Linked DNA regions of Homo sapiens: all the other regions are linked to region 1. Evidence: chromatin loops called from intact Hi-C (ENCODE). Cell type or tissue: GM12878. All regions are shown on one strand.

Region 1 (2,500 bases):
GGCTCACTGCAACCTCCGCCTCCTGGGTTCAAGCGATTCTCCTGCCTCAGCCTCCAGAGTAGCTGGGACTACAGATGGGCACTACCACACCCAGCTAATTTTTGTATTTGTAGAAAACATGGGGTTTCACCATGTTGGCAGGATGGTCTCAATCTGTTGACCTTGTGATCCGCCCGCCTCAGCCTCCCAAAGTGCTGAGATTACAGGTGTGAGCCACCGCACCTGGCCTGTAAGTTGTTTTTCATTTCAAATATTATATAACTTAGTATCTTAGAAGAAGTCATTATCTTTTGGAAGTTTTTCTTCTGAATATTAAAAGAGAACACCTAAGAGCTAGTCATTAACAGCAGTGACTACAACAAACAGGAACAGGCACTGATGCTACAAGTAGAAAGCGCTAAGCCACGTAGTGGAGTTCCAACGGGGAAGGCAATCCATCTCCACCAGACTTCATGAATCAAAGACTCCAATCTAATTGGACCAAAGCAGGACTTTTATTGACTTATCAGAACATTCTTTGTGATTCCTCATAGAAAGGAAACTTCTTTCTGATTGAAATTTTGGTATCATCTTCTTTCTGAATTTTTATTTTTTCAGAAAGAGCAAAAAGTTTAAAGGCTTCCTACTTGCTTGCCAAATAGCACAGCATGATAAATATGACAGCACCTAAATTACCATTAGCAGAGTCCCAGTAGCTCACGTCTGCTTGCGGACTTCCCTTTACAATCAATCAGGTGTATTGAAAAGGTCTTTGTGATGCAGAAGGGAACAAAAGTCATCTGTGTTTTTCAGTTTACTCTAATTTGTACACAAGATATAATTTGCCACACTGCAGGTCTCTCGCTCAAAGAGATTCAAAACAACAAAAGCAAAAATAATCACTGCTCTTCTGAGAGTGAGATAAGTGATAGAGAATCTAGCTGTGATCATCTGGGAATTATATTAAATCTAAACCATATGCAGGAGCAAAGACTTTCAGTGGAGGAAAATGCCTTTAAGTTTACCACTGTAACCCCTCATTTCATAGACAAAGAAATGAGGCCAGTGGCCTTGTGGTTAACATGGCTAATTGGAGACATAGGGTGATTTCATTTCCTCCTCAAACGAAACTAGACTATCAGTAAAGGGATATGAAAGGTATGAATCCTCCAAGCATATAAGAACAGGAAAGGAGACAATAGATGCGAGACCAGAGAGGGAAAAGTGGCTGTCACATACTTAGCAGACAGAAATCTGGAAACTGCCTCCAGAAGGAAAAGCCACTGGCAAGAAAGTCTGCTTGTACCTCTGAACTTCAGAAAGACATAGGAATTGGCGATACCAGGTATGTTTGAAGGGGTGACAGGTGGGGATGAAGACCTAGAAGACTGATTAAAAGTCAGCCTGAGGAGCTGGGAAGTCCCCTAGGTCCCCTTCGCAATTCAACTCAGCAAGGAGATTGTTCATTCTCCACTTTGGCAGAAGGTTGGAAACAGTGAACCAGAGAAGCTTCCACACTAAGGCAATGGAGGGAGGCGTGAGGCACGGCAGGAGAACTGGACTGAATTAGTAATGATGACAATGATTACAGTAAAAACATGTAATTTATTGAGCTCTCATGACATTTCACATTGTAAGTAGTTTATATGTATAAATTCATTTAATCTTAACAACAGTGCTACAACGTGGGTACCATTAGTATCCTAATGAGGAAGGAAACAAGTTCCACAGCCAGTCACAAGTAACGCAGCACAACGCTGGAACCAGCCAGCCTGATTTTAGTCTGATTGTTAACAACGGACCCTTATGCCTTATGGTTTCCAGAAAGCCGTCATTCAGTTGCACCAATCCAAAGCAGTCAATTAGATTATCCATTTTTAGAGAAGTTAGGAAACCACCGAGGAAAGATCTATAGGCCCCTGCCTGACCAAAGCCACCAGTCAGCCAGACCCACCAAGCACCCAGAGCTTTTACTCAACACTGTAGAACCTTACCATTAAATATGAACAGACAGCCAAGGAAACAATAAGTTTGAAGAAAGTCTCTAATGTGAAAAAGAAGAACCTAAGCAAATGGGGAAAAGGAAGGTCAGAGAAAACAGAAACAATGAATGTGGAGAAGAAAAAACAAAATGAAACTAGTATATCCTCAGAGAAATAAGATATCGTATCCAAGAAACAAGTGCAGAGTGCTATTTTAAAATGAGTAAGTATACATGTAATGAGAAAAATATTTTAATTTAAAAAAAACAGAAATTTAAAACTCTAATAAGAGAATTAGCAGTTAAAGTTGAAGAAATTAGAAAATAAAAAGATAGATGATAGAAAAGATAAGAAAATTATATAATCTATCTAGGATCCCAACATCTTATTACTAAAAGTCCCATACAGAAAAAGGAGGGAAAGAAATTATCAAAGAAATAACACATGAGGCTGGGCACTGTGGCTCATGCCTGTAATCCCAGCACTTTGGGAGGATCCAGGAGTTCGAGACCAGCCTAGGCAACATAGTAAGACTTGGT
Region 2 (2,500 bases), 58 kb after region 1:
ATACTTTGAAAAATCCTTGATTTTTTAAAAAAACTAAAAACACTAGGAGGTATTTGGTTTTCTTAAGGATCAACTGGAATTATTTTCATTTTTATTCAGTAGAAATAATATATAGTTCAGGCTAGGTGTCGTGGCTCACACCTGTAATCCCAGCACTTTGGGAGGCTGAGGCCGGCAGACCGCTTGAGGCCAGGAGTTCAAGACCAGCCTGGCCAACATGGCAAAACCTCATCTCTACAGAAATACGAAAAATTAGCCAGGTGTGGTGGCATGTACCTGTAATCCCAGCTACTTGGGAGGCTGAGGTACGAAAATCCCTTGAACCCAGGAGGTAGAAGTTGCAGTGAGCTAAGATAGTGCCACTGTACTCCAGCCTGGGTGACAGAGTGATACTGTCAAAAAAAAAAAAAAAGAAAGAAAGAAATATATAGTTCAGAAAGTTTTAAAAATTAAAATAAAATGTTTCAAACTCACAACTATAACTCAATTGCTTTAGCATATTCAATTTTTTTCTTTAATGCATATGTTTTACTAAGATTCTCAAAAATTTTTTCCCTTAAATGGATAGGTTCCTTATCACACTTTTGCAAATTGAAACTTAATTGGAAAATAAATGTTTGGTATCAATTTGAATCATTTTTAAAACACCCCTGGCCATGTGCTTTTTGTGTATATTTTATTTGATTTAGGCCAATTACAGTATCCAGAATGTGTGCCAATCAAATTGTCATTCAAGTATCTCTATGCTCCCTCTTGAGAAAAAAAAAAAAAAAAAGAAATGCTTTATCTGAGGAATGTGAGACCCCTCTGAAATGATCAGGCCCAGGGAGGAATTGAAATGTGACTTCAGGCACATCTCACTTCCCCCTAAGTAATCACCTTCTGAAGCTACTTGCTATGTGGGCTCTAGACAGACTGACACCAAGTAGTCATAAATTAACCCAACAATGCCATCCACTGGACACCATAACTCATACCCTACAGTTCAACAATGTATAGCCAATCACTAGTCAGTGTTATTTCTGTAAACCAATGGGAATGCCTGTCAAACAACTTTGTCTCTACCCATCCTTGCTCCCTTTTGCCTTTAAAACCCTGCTTGTAACAAAAGCCGAATGGAGCATGTCCCAAGGCAACTTGGAAGTATTTCCCAGGCGGCTGTCCTCATTCTGACTCAAGTAAAGTATTTAATATTTTGTGCCTCAGCCTCTTCCTTTAGGTCAACACTTTGAAATAAATTCCAGAGTCAGAGAAAATGGCAGAAAAATTTTTGAATTAGGAGAATTGGAATTTGCAAATATCATCCAGGCCGGGCACGGTGGCTCATGCCTGTAATCCTGGCAGTTTGGGAGGCCGAGGCAGGTGGATCATGAGGTCAGGAGTTCGAGACCAGCCTGACCAACATGGTGAAACCCCATCTCTACTAAAAATACAAAAAAAAATTAGCCAGGGGTGGTGGCACGCACCTGTAATCCCAGCTACTCAGGAGGCTGAGGCAGGAGAATCACTTGAACCCAGAGACGAAGGTTGCGGTGAGCCAAGATCGCACCACCGCAACCCAGCCTGGACAACAGAGCAAGAGTCTCAAAAAAAAAGAAAGAAAGAAATGTATCATCCAGAAGTGTAAAAGCCAAGAGCCTCAATGGGTGGCTCTGCTAGATCTCGAGACACAAAGGGATGGTGTGTGTCTGACGAGACTTTGAGGGAGAGGATTCTCTCCTTTAAGCCAATTCTACATGATTATTCCATGAAAGCTACACTAAGCTCTGAAGAGTGTGCGTGGACATGGAGCTTTTACCCCTCCTGCCTGACTCTGAAGCTTTGGTCTAGCAAAAGCATCACATTCCTTCAATGCAACAATATTCCACTCGTGCAAACTTTTGATGACAGTGAAAATTTAGAACTTGGATGGGGTCTAAGATCTGCCACAGCCACATATTTAGTGTCCCTCAGATTTGGTGTCTTCCAGACCATGGCCGTATTTCTATGCAGATAGTCTCCAATTCTTTAGCTCTAATTCCAAGGAGTGATACTAATGCCTAAAGAGGGGTCATAATTAACAAAAACAACAAGTTATATTTCACAAAATTACTTCATTTAACACCCAGTTTAACAGCTACTAATGGAAATATGCTTGTGATAAGCCTTTGTAATGAATATTTTCTAAATCAATTTCTTTAAAACTTTATTCTAATTTTGCATATCGTTATAATTATGGTACGCCTACACACTAATTTCCTTTCTTTAAATATTTGATCATAAGCATAAAACTACATATATTTAATGACTGTATAATATTCCAGAATTAAAGACATCACATTTATTTAGACATTCTCTTACAAGCAGATATTTAGTTTTTGGCTTTTTAAAATAAATAATGCTAAAAGAAACATGTCTGTGTATATGAGTTTTCCCTTTCATATTAGTTACTTGTGAAAGATTGCTAGCTGCAGGACTATTAGATCAACACTCACGAACATTTCTGTGACACTTTCTACAT
Region 3 (2,500 bases), 98 kb after region 1:
AGCAGGCTGACTTCCTGGGCTAGTTACTAAAAATAACAGATTAGTTTCCAAGGCTGGTTGCTGCAGATTGTGGGACAGAGTTCTGTTTTTGCATATTGATTTTCTCCTCAGGGAAACACATTTTAGGAAAATCTAGTGTAGGGCGGAAGTCAATGTACCATGAGCAGGACCAGCTTCTCCTGCCACTTTCTAGTTGTGTGATTTGTGCCAAGTTGCTAGACTTCTTTCACCCTCAGTTTCCTCATCTGTAAAATTGAGATACTGCATAAGAGTTTGATGAGGATTAAATAAACCAATATACATAAAGTCCTTAGCATAGTGCCTAGAACATGGAAAGTAGCAAATTAATGTCATCTGCTGTTAATGTAATCTTACTAATATCTTTTTTTACCTGACTTAATCCAGGAACTTAACCAGAGAAAGGGGATAAAATTCCAAGGGATAGCATTTCAGGGAAAATCCACTGGAGAGGTTTCATAGGCCATGAAGCATATATTGAGTGCTCTGTGTGATAATAAAAAGACTAATTGGGAAAAGTCTGTATATACCTCACCCCAAGAGAAGGATACCATCAGAGAGTTGCCTTTAAATATTTAATATCTTATGTTTGATTGATAAATAATATGCCTGAGAATAAATTTACTCCAGAGACAGTTACATGGCAGCATTGTAAAAAAAAAAAAAAAAAAAAAGTATAGTAGAGGTTAAAACAGTCTGCAAACTTTTGAGAAGAGACAACAAAAGAATGCATGATAATAAAAATCTCATGACATCTTCAGAGATAAGCACTATAATTATGCCTGTTTTACACACAAGAAAACTGAAGCAGGGAGGGCTCAGTAACGTGATAGTCATAGTCAAGATTCAAGGAGAACGCTTAGCAGCTAAGTAGGAAGTTGCAGCAAAAAAAAAAAAAAAAAAAGGTTGGGGGAGGGTCTGGGTGATTCTCTTAAGAACACACCACAGAGAGATGATGCTTAAGTACAAATGGACCGAGAGAATGGGACAAAAAGTGTATAATCACTAAGTTCCCCATTCAAACTTTCTCCATATTATAAAACACTGGCATCTTCCATTTTAGCACATAGGGAATTATTGTATTTCATTTTTCGCCTGCATTTGGCATGAAGTTTCTCTGACATGTTATTCACTCCCTAATGGAAGAAGATGCCTGAAAGAAGCAAGTTATTCTGTTTTCAACAGGACCAAACCTGCAGCCTTGGCCCCCAAGGCTCTAAGGACATCGTGTAAGTGGCCAACTGTAGGGCAGGCTTTGGTTCAAAGAGCCTAAGTCAGTAAGAAAGGAAGAGGAGCACCCCCTAAAATTGTTTGGTTGATTTAACAAAGCAGTTTGTACCTTCTGAAATGTACAAGTTGCTAAGAAATTGCATTGTTTTCCTCTTTTTGTAGAGTACATTCTTAATGTGGTATTTTGGTTTGTGTTTTATGATAGGTGCTATAGTTTCAGGGTTTGAATATGGGTTTCATTAATCCCATAATTTGTGCCTCCACTGGAAGGAACTGAATATTCTAGACTTGGTGCATAGTGCCCTCTTCTGGATGAAGTGAAATCTCCTTTCCTAATATGCAAACCTGGAGATAACGAAATGGATGCTAAAAGACAAGGGAAGGCTCCAGAGGCACATGGGTGGGAACTGCTGTCTCCCCTGGGAATACAGAAAGAGTTTGCCCATCCCCAATGTGGTCTGCAAGACCCAGGCTCAGTCCTATCCTAGTGAAGGATGAGAGAGTGCAAGATGTCTGTGACTTATAAGGAAAAACAAAAAACAAAAACAGGCAAGGGAGGATATGGTCACTGTCTGGATTCAGAAATCTAACCAGAAATCTAAACACCTGAGAATGAGTTGGATGGCTGAAACTAATCTCACCAGAACAGTTCAGGGACCCAAACAGAACTTTGGTGGTCTGAAGAAAAGAAATGTCACGGCCGGGCACAGTGGCTCACACCTATAATCTCAGCACTTTGGGAGGCCGAAGCGAGTGGATCACCTGAGGTCAGGAGTTTGAGACCAGTCTGGGCAACTTGGTGAAACCCTGTCTCTACTAAAAATACAAAAATCAGCCGGCCATGGTGGAACGTGCCTGTAATCCCAGCTACTCCAGAGGCTGAAGCAGGAGAATTGCTTAGAACCCAGGAGGCAGAGGTTGCAGTGAACCAAGATCGCGCCACTGCACTCCAGCCTGAGCGACAGAGCGAGACTCTGTCAAAAGAAGTCACATACTTACTATTTAGAATGACTCCTGGAAATTTGATCCTGTTCATCTCCTAAATTTGTTTAGTTCCGATCACAGCAACTGAGTTGTAAAACATGTAGACTGCAGTTAATGGATGCTTTTTGAAGAAGTGCTAATCTAGAAATACCAGACTTTTCTAAAAAGAATAGGAAAGGAATGTGTCTTCAATGGTGCTGTCCACCAATGTTTCTGGTTCTCCTCCTTCTGGGCACAAATGAGCACTGCACTTTCTGTACCTCCATGA

Evidence for each region. Hi-C counts contacts between places; a loop is a spot of excess contacts. Peaks named below come from ENCODE experiments on the same cell type or tissue, not always from the same donor. Only the 100,000 strongest peaks of a DNase experiment are listed, where the experiment ranks them.
Region 2: it touches region 1 in a loop (3-fold over the local background); 4 of 110 quality-filtered maps call a loop at or near these places.
Region 3: a loop joins it to region 1, with 2.4 times the contacts of the local background. A loop is called at or near these places in 2 of 110 quality-filtered maps.

Annotation. Positions count from the first base shown.
Region 1 is chr12:98,273,886-98,276,385 of GRCh38, forward strand. No RefSeq gene overlaps it. Among named protein-coding and RNA genes, the nearest start is that of TRD-GTC1-1, 230 kb to the right of the region's middle. In GM12878, no CTCF peak of the experiment used is centred here; DNase peaks (open chromatin) are centred at 1,106 and 1,783; H3K4me3 peaks cover 414 bases; H3K27ac peaks cover 1,169 bases.
Region 2 is chr12:98,331,890-98,334,389 of GRCh38, forward strand. No RefSeq gene overlaps it. Among named protein-coding and RNA genes, the nearest start is that of TRD-GTC1-1, 170 kb to the right of the region's middle. In GM12878, a CTCF peak has its summit at 953 (motif pointing left); a DNase peak (open chromatin) is centred at 922.
Region 3 is chr12:98,371,606-98,374,105 of GRCh38, forward strand. No RefSeq gene overlaps it. Among named protein-coding and RNA genes, the nearest start is that of TRD-GTC1-1, 130 kb to the right of the region's middle. In GM12878, a CTCF peak has its summit at 1,555 (motif pointing left); a DNase peak (open chromatin) is centred at 1,552.